Regions from separate parts of the Homo sapiens genome. Here all the other regions are linked to region 1. A link is a loop called in an ENCODE intact Hi-C map of the cell type or tissue named here. Cell type or tissue: PC-9. All regions are shown on one strand.

Region 1 (5,000 bases):
GCTACCTTCTCTCTTTTTTTTGGTGTGTGTGTGGGGGGGTCTCAATCCACACTTTTTCACATGTGATGTGAAACAAGTAAAAGAAGTGTTTGGGTCATAGAAGAGGTAGATTTTAGTGTATGTGAGTCCAATTTTCTAGAAGCTCTTTGATGATCAGGTATGTAGCTCAATCGCTTGTGACTTTCTAGACTTTTACCACTGTTACTTTTTGAATGATGCTCCTTGGGACATTTGCTGTAATCGAGAATTCTACCAGAGTGTACGGCATGTGCTGCAGGATGTGGGAAAGGCACAGGGCCTGTGATTCCTGGCTTGCCTAATATGAATTCTGGAAACACAAACACCTTGTGGGAGCAGTTCTTGGTCCTGTAGTTGGTGCTTAATCACCCAGCCCTGTCACTTGGAAACAGTTTGGTGCTTGATCAAAATCTTTTGCACTCCTTTCCCTCTATCACTTCCCTAGCTGCTTTCCTTTCTTTCTGCCCTCAATTCCCCTCTCCCCAAGAAAAAAAGACAAAACAAGAAGCAAAGCCAATGTAGACATGCGGAGGAGATTATATTACCACTTTTTGGTTTTTTGAGATGGGGTCTCGCTCTGTTGCCCAGGCTGGAGTGCAGTGGCATGATCATGGCTTACTGCAGCCTTGACTGCCTGGGCTTGAGCAATCCCAAGTCAGCCTCCTGAGTCGCTATGACAACAGGTGCATGCCACCATTCCCGGCTAGTTTTTTAAAAAAATTATTTATTACTTGCAGAGATGGGGGGCTCATTATGTTGCCTAGGCTGGTCTTGAACTCCTGGGCTCAAATGATCCTCCCATCTCAGCCTCCAAAAGTGCTGGGATTCCAGGTGTAAGCCACCACACCCTCCCCACACACACTCCTCATAAGATGTTGGGAATGTGAGCCGTGATCCTTGGTGATCATCGTGCTACACTGCTGCAACAATGAGTGGGTGGGAAAAGGGCTTCTTTTTCCTTAGTAGCATGTCATAAGCCAGTATGTTGAGCACAGGACAACTGCAGGGACATGGATTCCTGGCAGGGAAGGACAGTGACAACAAATGTCAAAAGTCACTTCACAACACAGATTGCAGAGATGTCTCATGTTAAGGATCCAGAGCTGGAGAGAGGTGGAGACTTCTGGAGGAAAAGAAATGTTGAAAGGAAAATGGGAAGAGGAGAGAAGGGGGGACTTGGACTGGGCCTCTCTCCTTGATTTTAGGGAACATCTATGAGGGAACATCACGATCGTCTGGGCAGGGAGGCCTCCTACTTTTCTGGAGAGCAAGAGGACTAAGTTGGAATAAGAGGGGCAAATGCCAGATTCTTTTTACTCCCAACTATTACTAAGCCTGTTAAGTTTTGGTTTCTTGCCTTTATTTGAGACAAAATTATTGAAACTTTTTGGGATTGTGTGTGTGTGTGTTCCCATGTGTTTTTGTTCAAAAGGGAATGCAGCCAAGATGTTTGCTAGCATGGGAAAGGAGAGTTCATCCCCAAGTCAATGTCATATAATTTTACCATAAAGAATGGATGATAAAGGGACCTAGTCAGGGAAGATCTCCAAATGGGGAAGGCATCCAAAGGGTCAAAGATGAGGAACCTATTGCCTGGTTGAGTGAGGATGCCAAGGACATAGGTTGGGTCATGCTGTTACCCTTTCCACATACCCTCCATGCTTCAATGCAGACAACTGATTCTTTCTTAATCTTAAATAAAGTCATATGCACATGTACCTTCAAGCTCTACTTCCAAGCATGCTGCTACACTTATAGAGTCACCACCTTTTGTATTATGACAGTGATGTCCAGTGCATTCTCATACCCTTTTATTATAATCCGGAAAGATTACAAAGAGCATGATAGCTGTCCAGGATTGCAATTTATCTGCTGTTTTTGAGACTGTGATTGGGGAGAATCTAAACTGAGGGAAGAAGCACATCCTCCTGAAGGAAGGGCTGGAGGTGATGGCCAAGGTTCTGTTCTTCACTCTCTTAGAAGTGATGGTGTCACTCTGGGTAAGTCCCTCACCCTCTGAGCCTCATTTGTAAAATGTGAAAATCAAGAGAGGCCCTGGTCCTTAAGGATCTTAAGGACTTTACTAATGCCTTTTCCTCCTCTGGTCACAACATTGCAGAGACTTGTGCTGTCAAGGATACTGACTAGTTAAGATTCTTACTGCTGAAGCTGCTTTGGGGAAGGACACATTTCCTGGGAGAGCATGTCAAGCTGAAGGTCATCATACCAGGAAAAACAGGAGAAATTATCATATCAGCAATAGGAAGGCAAAGTAAGGGTGTAGGGTGTAGCCTAGATATTGCTGCCAAAAAAGACAGGCCTCCAGTGCCTGTGGATGTGAATCACCAGGGAGCTTGATGACAAGGCTGATATTGGGTGGAGAAGGAAGTTTAAATGTATGAAAGGGAAAGACTCTATTATAAGAGGCATCTTAGCAGGGAAGAAGCTGGATCTAGCCAACTCCTCCTTTTTATATTCTCCACTCAGCTATTAGGGAAACCAATGGGGTGGGGGTTGGAGAGGACTTGTTAAGATCTAGAGTGGCATTCTACAATGACTCATACAAACCAAAACGATGACACTTAGGAAAGAGCCTTTCTCAAATCAAGGCTCAGGTTTTCAAAGAGCTCATATGTTGTTTTTTTATCTTGATGATCATTTTTTGTTAGAAACAGCAGGGCTTTGAGAACATAGCCCTAGAGAAAAACACCATAAGGCTTTTCACAGACCTGGAAAATACTCTATTTCTGGGTAGAGAAAAAAACCGCTGAGTCTTTGGCCAGTAATTTGCCTAAGCCTGTAGGTTTCCATATGCCAAATATTATATTGATACAATGCCAGGTTCTGAAGATTTAATCTTTTTTTCTTTCTTTTTTTTTTAAATTTTTTATTTTGAGACAGCGTCTCACTCTGTTGCCCAGTCTGAAGTGCAATGGCACGATCTCAGCTCACTGCAACCTCTGCTTCCTGGGTTCAAGTGATTCTCCTGCCTCAGCCCCCTGAGTAGCTGGGATTACAGGCACCCGCCACCATGCCCAGCTAATTTTTTGTATTTTTAGTAGACAGGGTTTCACTATGTTGGCCAGACTTGTCTTGAACTCCTGACCTCAGGTGATCCACCCACCTTGGCCTTCCAAAGTGCTGGGCCACCAGGCATGAGCCACTGCGCCCAGCAAAGATTTAATCTTATCAGTTCTTGCTGAACCTAAGATATCATGTTTGTAAGATAAATCATTAAATTGCCAATCATACTACGCCATGCTATTGTAAGATGCATTCCAATTTCAGAGATGTTAAGATATGCAAAATGCATATTATATTTATATTGGATGAATAAAACAGTAAGTTAAATAGCTTAACTCTGTTGAATTTTGTGATTTATGTTTAAGTCTAACTGCTACCTAGACACTGCTCTGAGAATATGGTGAGCTGACTCTGTCAAGAGTTTATTAATCCCCAAGGCTTTATTTTAATACCTGAGTAAGAATCCTCAACACCAAGCCTGTAAAATTCCACTGGGAGAGTCACTGGTATTGTGTTGACAGCAGGGACACCAGGTGGGTAAGTTATAGGAAAATAGATTGTCTTGGCAAATTGATAGCACAGCACAGCAGGGCAAGGACAAGAGTATTCTTCAAGTTCAGTTCCAAGGGCTTGACAGAGTACATCTCTCAATATTGGCCTTTCTTTTAAGGACACTAAAGCATAAAATTCATAAGTTTGTGTGCGTACTTATTGTTTGTGAGACCCCTTAATCCTTACAGCAACATCAGTAAGAGTGGGCCCTATTATTGCTTCCATTACACAAATGAGGAAAGAGGCATCCAAATCACGTGGCTAGTAAAGGGAAGGACCAGGGTTTGGATATGGGCAGTCAAATTCCAGAGCTTGTGCTTTTAATCACTGCACCCATCCATGAGAAATAAACCTTGCTATCAAAGCAATTCAGACACGTAAACTAGCCATGATATAAAGAAAAAAGTGCTTTGATAGAGATGTGTGTAAAGTGATGCAGAGCCTGAAGGATAAAGCAACTAAGTTCAGGGATCTTACATATTAATAAAAGCCCTGAGGCCGGGCACCTGTAATCCCAGCACTTTGGTAGGCCAAGGCGGGTGGATCACTTGAGGTCAGGAGTTTGAGACCAGCCTGGTCAACATGGCGAAAACCCATCTCTACTAAAAATACAAAAATTGGCCAGACGTGATGGCACATGCCTGTAATCCCAGCTACTCAGGAGGCTGAGGCAGGAGAATCATTTGAACCTGGAAGGCAGAGGTTGCAGTGAGCTGAGATCACGCCATTGCGCTTCAGACTAGGCAACAGAGTGAGACTCTGTCTCAAAAAAAAAAAAAAAAGAAGAGCAAGCCAGATACATTGTCTTTTTAAGAAAGGATTCATCTTAATATTCTATAATTGCAGACCATGGGTTTCCTAGATACCATGCATTTGCATATTTGTGGACTGAATAGTCAATGTATTTACTCCAAGATTCATGAATATCGACACAAGGCTCATTACCTCATAGTCAGTAAATGTGGTTTAAACAAATTTTTTGGTTGTAGAAAATTTCCAGCATACACAAAAGTAGAGAGGAGCATATGCTGAACTCCCATCTACTCCTTACTCAGCTATTATCAATATTTTGCTGCGCTTGCTTTGGCTATATTCACCTTCCCCATCTCCTTATACACTTTTTTCTTTTGGGGGGATTTGAAAGCAAATCCAAGCATTTACATAATCTCACTAGTAAATACTTCAGTATAGTTATCTAATATACAAGATCTTAAAAATAATCAAAATTATTCCAACCAAAGGCATTAACAATAATTCCAAATATTCATCTAATACCCAGTCTTTGTTCAGTTTTTCCTGATTAATAAATGTGATTTAATGGAAAAACTTTTACTTCTTTTGTGTTGACTAGAAGTAGATAGTACTTCCTCTCAGACCTATTTAGGCCATATTTGCAAAAACACAAA
Region 2 (5,000 bases), 230 kb after region 1:
AGGATTTCATGTAATTAAGTTCAAGGTGCTAAACTTTCCCCCAGGCTATTGACTGTGTACTAATTACAGAATTCACTGCTTTAGTCCTTGCACTCTTTGAAGAGTGCTAGGGGGTGGTTCTGAAGAGACTATGTCTACACTGCACTTTATCCATTCAAATCAGGTGTGATAATGGTGAGTACCCACTCATATACTACCCCTCGAGTTGTCCAATTCTGACACCAAATAATAATCATTTAAAAAGAGAAGCAACACTGTTAATCCTTTTTGTTTGGTCAGTCCCATCTGCTGAGAAATAACAGCAAATTTCATGTTGTTAAAGAAAATTTCTACATCTCGCGGTTTTTATACAAGAGGAATAAGATGTCTGACTGAGGGGTAACTGTGCGCTTGCACAGTGTGCCTATGCACCATACATGTTTATGTGTTTGCCTGTGATTGTGTCTGTGAACAGTTGTGTGAGCATTCAGTTTCAAACAGAAAAGGTTTGAAAAACTGATTTTTCCAGGGAGTAATTAATAATCTCAGAAATGTCCCTGTGATTTTCAATTTCACACAAAGGCTAGGTCACAATCAGTTATAATAATACCACTCTGCACACACGTGGGAATCTGACAAACGATCTCATTTCCATGATGAAACGTACAAAGTTTCAGGTCAAAACCCATTCAAGATAGCTTACCATTTTCAAACTAACTTTGCAGCTAAATGCTTCTGCCTGATCCCTATGCAAAAATTCAAGCCTCAACCAACACCATTTCTAAATGTTGGTCATCTTCTACCAATTTTCTCTAAATCTTATATTTTAGTTATACCTAAGAATGCTCATCAGAGGCTTGGAAAAGTTACAATGCAGACATGTAGGCTTCCAGTTTAGACAGGGACTGAGTCCAGTCGACCTTCTTTTTTTTTTTTTTTTTTTTTTTGAGGAGTCTCACTCTGTCACCCAGGCTGGAATGCAGTGGTGTGGCCTCGGCTCACGGCAAGCTCCGCCTCCCGGGTTCACGCCATTCTCCTGCCTCAGCCTCCCGAGTAGCTGGGACTACAGGCACCCACCACCACGCCCGGCTAATTTTTTGTGTTTTTAGTAGAGACGGAGTTTCACCGTGTTAGCCAGGACGGTCTAGATCTCCTGACCTCGTGATCCACCCGCCTTGGCCTCCCAAAGTCCTGGGATTACAGGCCTGAGCCACCGCGCCTGGCCGAGTCCAGCTGACCTTCTTTTGTACCTTCTCATAGCCCAACCAAAATGAGAAAAAATAAAAATAAAAAAGTCAAAGGGAAGATCAGCTAATACAAACTTTTGAGAAATCCCTGCTTGTTAGATTACAAATGGATCCAGGCTGAAGAGCAGCACTGGGAACCTTGTAGGCAATTCCTCTGTTCAAGACAGGATGTAGTAGTTGGAAGGGGAAAGCTGAAGACAGAGTAGGTCTTGAGGGGAGCACTGTGTACTCGACTCATTACCCATTTTACTGTTTTGGATCAACATTCTCAGAGGCCCCGGGCAAGTCTGGCCAAGCCAAACAGAGGAGCTGGCACATGGCAGGTTTTTCCCTGATGCAGCAGGGTTCTTCCTGGATGGAGTAGACCATGGCATTAGGAATAAGGCCAGCCATCAGGACCTCATGAGTATTTAGAGCGGAGACCAGGTCCAACAGGGAACTACAGCTGCAAAACTATACCCTGCCTGGCGCGACTGCTTCAACACACAGAGAGCATTTTTAGGGTAGCTATTTATCTCTTAAAGGCAAAAGCCTTTAAACCTTCATAAGCAATGAAAACAGTACAAATGAAAAAAAAATAGATCCAGTAGACTAACAAAACATTTGTTGCCATCACCTTAAACAAAATTAAAGCGCTGAGAAAAAATATTTGCCACACACTTGGGTCACTGACAGCTGAGGGTTAATACCATTAAGATTTAAAGAGCATTTGCAAATCAATAAGAGAGCCACCCCCAGTTAAAAACTGGATAATAATCCTCAAATATCTTAGTGGGTATTCAAAAAAAGGAGCTATATATGGACAATAACATGTTTTTAAAATATTCAGCCTCACTAATAGGGAAATGCAATTTAAAATGGGACTCCATTTCTCACTTAGAAAGTTAGGGGGTGGGGGATGGAATCTTCAAATGATATTAGCCAGCACTGGCTGGTCTGAACCCCAGGTCCTGACACTGGGGCTGCATGTGGAGGGCAGGTTGGCACCATTTTCTGCAGAGCAACTTGACACATGTATTAAATGTCTTAAAAAAACATGAATATTCTTTGATGCAATAATGGCACTTCAAGAATTTGCCTTAAGGAAATGATTAGAGATATGGACAAAGATTTAGTTACACAATGTTTGTAACAGCCTAAATACATAGTAATAGGTAGTCTCACACACACACACACACACACACTCACACACAAAAGCACATTCTACAGTGGAAAACTGTGACCCTGAAAAATAATGATAGTAGAAATATGTTCCTTATTTTGGAAAGAAGACTGAAATATATGGTGGGAATACAAAGTCAAATTACAAGAGGATGTACAATTGAATCCTTTTTCCTGGGTAAACATAATTTAGGCATAATATATGTATGAAAACATGCCTATTACCTAGACAACTGAATAAAGTCAAGGAAGCTATGTACCAAACTATGACGGTATATTTTCAGGAAATAGTTTTCCTGATTATTTTATTTTCTGCAATAAATATTTATTATCAGTAAAATAAAATATATATAAAAAGAGAAAAAAAGAATCAAAGAGACTTCAACAAGAATCCAAATATAGAAGGCATATTTTTAAAAATCAGTGTTTCTATACGTCAAGAAAAGTTGTTTGAAATTTAATTTTAAAAGATGCTATTCATGACAGTAATATTGAACAGAATATATTTAGATGTAAACTTGAAAAATATATACAGGACTTAACTTCTAAAAATCTACAACTTTGTTAAAGATGTATAAATGTATGTGTATAAAGAATATGCATAAATGCTATTAAGCAAATTATATGAACCAAATAGTGCTGGGACAACTGCTTATTCATTTAAAAAATAAAATTAGACATCTTTGTCACACTATGCACAAAAGTAAGTTCCAGATGGATTAAACTGCTAAATAGAAAACTATTTCTCTGATTTGGGAAATGAGAAGGCTATTCTAAGACTTTGAGAAAATATAAGGTCTTACACTTTTGAAATGGAAGAATTATTACTATAAAATACATATAATCCCCAAGTTAATTCAATATTTTCTATATTGAAATCAAAATCCTTACTGACTTCATTGGTAATATGTAAAAATGAATTTAAAATTCATATTAAATAATAAGTGGGTAAGAATTAACTAGAAAAAGAATAGATTTTTTAAAAGGAGAATTTGCACTACCAGATATTTAAATATGTTGTAAAGTTACAATAGTTAAAACATTTTGGCAATGATACAAATGAGATAGAGAATGGGATGAAATAGAAAGCCAGGAAGAGATCAAATACCCATAAGCATTTAGCACATGATAAACATGACATTCAATTAAATTGGAAAAGGACAGATGGCTATTAAGCAAGTAGTGCTGGGACAACTGGTTAACTATTTATTTTTTAAAATCAAGTTAGACCTCTTTGTCATATCATACACAAAAATAAATTCCAGATGGATTAAGCTGCTACATGGAAAACTATTTCTCTGATTTGGGAAATGAGAGAGCTATTCTAAAACTATGAACAAATATAGGATCTTAAGGAAAATGTTTGATAGATTTGAGTGTATAAAAATGTAAACCATTCATCTAACAACATTTCCATAAACAAAAATAAAAGGCAGTGAACTGGAAAAACATTTGCAACATATACACAAAAGAATTACTGGCCTCACTATATAAAGAACTTTTGCAAATCATTAAGAAAAAAAAACAAGCCAATGTGTTAAGAAAAAACAAACAAGCACTATAATGGCAAAATGGGCAAAAACTATAAATATCAGAGGAAAAAATACAAATGTCCAGTAGATGTACTGGAAAATGTTCATCCTCAAAAATCAAAAATGTGTATTTGCTAAAATGATGCCTCCATCACCTCTTAAATTGACAAAGATATTAAAAAGAATAGTATGATATTGGTGAATATGTGGCAAATTTACTGCTGAGATACTCTGCTGATGAGAATATAAATTTATACAACCCTCCAAGGGAGAAATGGACAATAGTATCAAGAAGTTACAAATGTTCATAACCTTTAGTTCAGGAACTTTTATAGAAATTCTTCCTAAAGATGTAAACAGAGGAGTCCACAAATATTTATGTTCACGATAACTTAGTAAGGAAAAATCCTAAGTGTCCAACAATAAGTGATTGTTGCACGCAATGGAATAGTATGCAGCTAATGTAGAACATTTTAATTAGGATATAACAAACGAAAAATGTAGGCTACAAAACAGCAAGATATTAAAAGTATGAATGGATGTACATACTGGGCAACTGTTCAACAACCTGCAAACAGTGGCTTTTTTAAAGTGATGAAATTTTAGGGTTTTTTTTTCCTCTCCCTACTTTTTGTTTAATTCAGTCCACAAACACTGGCTTGCTATTATGTGTTAGATATTTCTATATGTTTCTTTTTCCCCCACTGAATATGGATTAATTTGTAATCAGAAAAACAGACACACTTTACAAAAGTCCGACATCCCAAACTGACTTCCTCTTCCAGATATTAAAAATCTAATAAAGGATTGGAGCAAAAATAGGAAGGGCACGAATCTTACATTGAAAGCATAACATAACTTTAAAAAGAATTGGGGTTAGGTTTATATCACTCCATGTCCTACCTTTAGAAACACTTTGTAAACCATGCTCACCTGTTTCAGCTTGGATACCGTCTGCTCCTACAAACGTGAATGTGATTAGCGTTTCAAGGATCCCTTCCTAACAGGGTCCTCGAAGCCGACTATCTAAGGAGCCTGACATCCCTCTAAGCGTTTTAAAATCCATTATCCCATTGGAACC
Region 3 (5,000 bases), 270 kb after region 1:
AAATTGACAAGACATATTTTAGCAGTTTAAAATGAACATCACAGATACAAAATGATCAAAGTAAAATATTATTAGCTGTAGATGACTCAAATATTTCCTCGTCTTACTGTCTTTTGTTTTGATGTGATTTCCTTCCATCCTTAAAAAATCCTGTAGCACCATCTGCTCCTATAACACTTTGGCATGCTTAAAAATTTCATTTCCAGACTCGGCAGTTTTGAAATACTTCCATGGACATTTCTTAAAGAAAATAAGTTGGAAGAATTTCCATTCCTCCCAGCTTGTTTCTTAATAAACAGCAGACGAAGTACTCAAGAAACACAGAGCTATATAAATGTTTTGTTATAATCAGACATTTCCCTTCTGATTTTCCCTCTGACCCTGTGGCTATATTATGCCTGAGGAAACAGTATTTTATATGCTATGTGCACAGTTTATGCAACAATTTTTTAATATGCAGATCTGGTTTTATAATCTGAATTCTAAAATGTAATGAATTTCCATGAAGTGTATGTTTCATGGATAAGCCAGCATTTAATAAATGACTAGATTACCCAAACACTCCAAGGGAAGTTGGAGACTAAGCAAGTAATATCAGTAAAAATAATCCAATAAACTAAATAGATTCTCCTTCTACGAAATTTAACCATACATTTAGAAAAAATTAGACTTCCAGTTTTTGACAGCGGTAATGGAAAATTAAGTGGCTCATTTTTTCAATGTGTATGACTCCAAGTCGTTGAAACTGATACAGAAGTATAAATAAGAGGTATTAAGTGATGCTGAAACTGTGGTAGGAGAAATAGCAATGGACTAATGGCCTCCTCAGGGAAGCCTAAATATAGGTGTTGCATTGTTTACAAATATATTCATCCTTTTAGTCACTTATTCAGCATATATCAAACACCTACTATGTCTAGATTTCATGTTAGTTTCTGCAATGAATCAATAATTTCCTTGTCATTTTAAAATAATATTTATCTATCATCTTAGAGATGCAACTTGGTCCCCTTCATCCAGCAATTTCTACTCTAACCCGTTTTTCACATAATAGCCAGAGTAAATTTTGTAAAGTTACAATTGTATTGTAGGATAAAGGTCTAACTCCTTAATGTGGTTTACAATGCCCTTTACAAAAGTCTCACTTTTACTTACCCTCTTAGTCTCTGCCTTTCTACACTTACTGTCTAGCCATACTGAATTACTTCGCTGTCACTCGAGACTTAGTTCTTTGCATGCTCTTTCCTCCACCAAAAATATTTTTTTTTCTCCTCTCCTTACCTGGCTTCTTTTTTAAAAACTTTTATTTATTTATTTATTTATTTTGAGACAGAGTCTCTCTCTATCACCCAGGTGGGAGTGCAGGGGTGCAATCTCGGGCTCACTGCAACCTCTGCCTTCCAGGTTCAAGCGATCCTCCTGCCTCACCCTCCCAAGTAGCTGGGATTACAGGCATGCACCACCATGCCTGGCTAATTTTTGTAGTTTTAGTAGAGACGGGGTTTCACCATGTTGGCCAGGCTGGTCTCAAACTCCTGACCTCAAGTGATCTGCCTGAGGCCTCCCAAAGTACTGGGATTACAGGCGTGAGCCACCGTTCCCGGCCTCTTTACCTGACTTCTTTTCTTTACCCTTTAGTTTCTGACATAAACATCTTATCAGTGAAACCTTCCCTAAGGAACAATGCCAAGTCAGATGACCATAGTGACCTATGCTTTCCACCTTGCAGCACATAACACAGCCAGTTATTTATTTCCTTGCCTCTTCTACTGGACTGTAAACCCCTTGAGGACAGGAAATATACTTTGCTTGCCCTGGAAACCTCGTTATGTGAAATAGCACTTTGGCATACCTTGGTAAAAAAAAGGCTGAATGAGGAAGTGGAAGAGTGAGCCATGCATTCTTCCTGTCTCTCTGAGTGAGGTCATTCAAAATGGCAAGGGTGTAAAGACGAGGGAGGCATTCATTTGCCTTGCCACTTGACTACATGGGTTGGAATATTTGATGGTAAATGCACATACTTAATCATACTCTTTTTTAAACACTACATTTAAATTCTAATTTACTATTAAAATATTTCCAACTTAAATCAGTAATGCCTTAATTTTTCTTATGGAGAAGAGTGTGTGACTTACTCTTCTTGTTTACTTTAGTGCATTATGATGGACTGAAATACAAAACAATTCCAAGATCAACTTAAATATATTTTTCTTGTTTTGGAAGCAGAATAATAATAACAAATTAACTAATCTAGAGAAATAAATATGTTCAGTAGAGAGATAATTGCATTTGCTTGGGTAAAATATTTTGGCTTGCTCAGTATCACATGTATACAGCTGTATTTCTAAAACAACTTTATTCATAAATAACATTTCTTTAAATATTTATTGATAATGATATGGCAATCTAGTATACTATGACTTTAACCTCTATAGATTCTAAGATCAAATATGTAAATGAAATAAACATACATCTATGCATATTCAACTAGGAAGCATTGTATTGAAACACTAATGATAGTATTAAGGGTTGAATTTTATTTTCATTTTTTTACTTTTCTATATTTTTCCAAACTTTGAGAATGAGCACATAGAAAAGAAAACCAATTAACATTTTTATATATGAGATAGAGCAGAAAAGATAATGACATTGTTCAAGAGAGAAATAGTAGATATGGGTGTTCCATAAGTTTCTTGCTAGCTTTAAAACTAATTTTATGAGTTCTCAATTGTACTGTCAAAAAATATATAGATTTCAATCCAGTAGAGATTCAAATAGAAATATCTGTCAAATATTCTTTCTTAATAGATAATTAATGAAAAAGCATACAATATGACTGTCATAAAAGGTGAATGCCTTTCACCTCATGGGCACTTACGTATCTAATGAATCCATGAACTGGTCAATGAATAGAAACTGAAGTTTGTGTATTAAAATCCTGTCTCTGCTGCCCTCCAGTGGCTTAACTCTGAAGAACTTCAAAAGAGAAAATCAAGTGCCATCTATTCCCAGATCCTTATTTGTGGTGAGTATGAATGCTCAGGTGTGTGAGCTTGGGATTTTTCCTGGACAGTTTTGTATTTGTCCTATTAGATATTACCTTGGTATATCAAGACCAAATTCCCAAGACTAAATGCATTACCCATCTCCTCCCACCTGCAGAAGGGTAAGCTGGAGCAACTGCCATAAATGGTGCCAATAAATACTAGCATTTGTTCGTGGACAGTTTATAGAGACTTTTCAATTGTGTTATCACAGAAAACTCCTAGTAAGAAATAGTGGTGATAGCAATTGCATCTCGTTTATTAGAAATTTCTCTGATTCCCTTTACAAAGTGGGTGATGGTGTCAGTGTTATCTTTAGGTATGAAAACCCTATGAACAGCTTATAGTCTAAAACTTACAATGTGGTGCTGTAGAAAGATGTTAGCTTAGCAGCAAACATCATCAATAAATATCTTCTGCAATCTGGTAACCATTAGAATTATATATTTTTTATTGCCCTGGACTATGAGAATTACATTCTGAATTCATTTGGTATCTTGTGTAGGCATAGGAGAAAACCTTTTTGTATCTAAGAAAATGGGGTTTTTGACATTGACTATCACCTGTTCCCAGATCTCCTAGGACTCAGACCTCAGACCTCACACCCCTGAAAGCTGAAACCTCGGGGGTTTCAGATAGTGATCTCTAATTGAGTTCTTGTCTAGATGAATTCTTAAAATATTTTACCTTTCCCTGTTATTGTGGTTCTGGAATATTCTTTTGGTTTTAGCCAAGGAAATCTCTCAATTTCTTCAAAAGTTTGCTACTGTGCCTCTAGGTGGTACAATTATTTCCATCTTTTTGCTCATTTGCAGCCTGTCTTTTTGGATTATAGTCTCTCACTACTTAAGCAATTTCTTCCTTTTCTGTAGTATGTCTCATTTGTCCTTCATAATAATGAATGTCTGTGTTTTTTATTCTCAGGTAGATTACTGGAATTTTACGTATATTTTATTGGTGTTCTCATGAATGCTTGGATTTAACAATTGTACCATTTTCCAACGTTCTATGTCATAGTAATTTTGCAACTTGTTTTCAATTAATAATATGTTGAGAATAGTGTACATAAAATGCATTTTAGAACTAATCCTAAGATAAAGTGTCTCACCAAAGCATATTTTATAACAATAAAGCAGTAGAAAAAATAAGTTAACTAAATGTCCAACAAGTGGAGATGTATTATATAAATTCAGTACCATCAAAAATGTAATATTACTCAGTAATTAAAATTATATTTTATTTAAATGTTCATTGGCTTGTGAAAAGTCTATAACATACCAAGTAGAAGTTAAAGTTATATTTTGTAAGTTAAAAAAATTTTAAAAGGTGAGAAGTATATACAAGATTTTTCCCATTTTTTTAGAAATGGATATGCATGTGTATATTGTATGTATGTTTATATGTTATGTATATGCACACAAAAATGCCTAAAAGGATATGAGTTACTAATAGTGATTTTATCTTTGGTGTGGTTGTCATTATTTAAATCTAAAATAAAAAAAATCTTAACTCCATTATCCTTCATGAAGCCCTTAATCTAATCGAATAGTTCCTTAAACTCTAGCATATACTACTTTTATGCTGTTGGTGGGACTGTAAACTAGTTCAACCGTTATGGAAGTCAGTGTGGCGATTCCTCAGGGATCTAGAACTAGAAATACCATTTGACCCAGCAATCCCATTACTGGGTATATCAAAGGACTATAAATCATGCTGCTATAAAGACACATGCACACGTATGTTTATTGCAGAACTATTCACAGTAGCAAAGACTTGGAACCAACCCAAATGTCCAACAATGATAGACTGGATTAAGAAAATGTGGCACATATACACCATGGAATAATACTATGCAGACATAAAAAAGGATGAGTTCATGTCCTTTGTAGGGACATGGATGAAGCTGGAAACCATCATTCTCAGCCAACTATCACAAGGACAAAAAACCAAACACCT

Evidence for each region. Hi-C counts contacts between places; a loop is a spot of excess contacts. Peaks named below come from ENCODE experiments on the same cell type or tissue, not always from the same donor. Only the 100,000 strongest peaks of a DNase experiment are listed, where the experiment ranks them.
Region 2: a loop joins it to region 1, with 2.3 times the contacts of the local background. A loop is called at or near these places in 2 of 110 quality-filtered maps.
Region 3: a loop joins it to region 1, with 10 times the contacts of the local background. A loop is called at or near these places in 7 of 110 quality-filtered maps.

Annotation. Positions count from the first base shown.
Region 1 is chr9:110,348,808-110,353,807 of GRCh38, forward strand. No RefSeq gene overlaps it. Among named protein-coding and RNA genes, the nearest start is that of TXNDC8, 13 kb to the left of the region's middle. In PC-9, no CTCF peak of the experiment used is centred here; a DNase peak (open chromatin) is centred at 2,484; H3K27ac peaks cover 2,133 bases.
Region 2 is chr9:110,573,841-110,578,840 of GRCh38, forward strand. All of the region lies in intron 1 of SVEP1 (sushi, von Willebrand factor type A, EGF and pentraxin domain containing 1), which reads right to left. Among named protein-coding and RNA genes, the nearest start is that of SVEP1, 3.4 kb to the right of the region's middle. RefSeq lists an enhancer at 4,768-5,000. In PC-9, no CTCF peak of the experiment used is centred here; a DNase peak (open chromatin) is centred at 2,321; H3K4me3 peaks cover 1,974 bases; H3K27ac peaks cover 526 bases.
Region 3 is chr9:110,620,693-110,625,692 of GRCh38, forward strand. LOC105376218 (a long non-coding RNA gene) reads left to right here. Exons shown (of 3, transcript XR_007061731.1): 3 at 1-4,450. Among named protein-coding and RNA genes, the nearest start is that of SVEP1, 43 kb to the left of the region's middle. RefSeq lists an enhancer at 428-597. In PC-9, a CTCF peak has its summit at 2,959 (motif pointing left); a DNase peak (open chromatin) is centred at 2,929.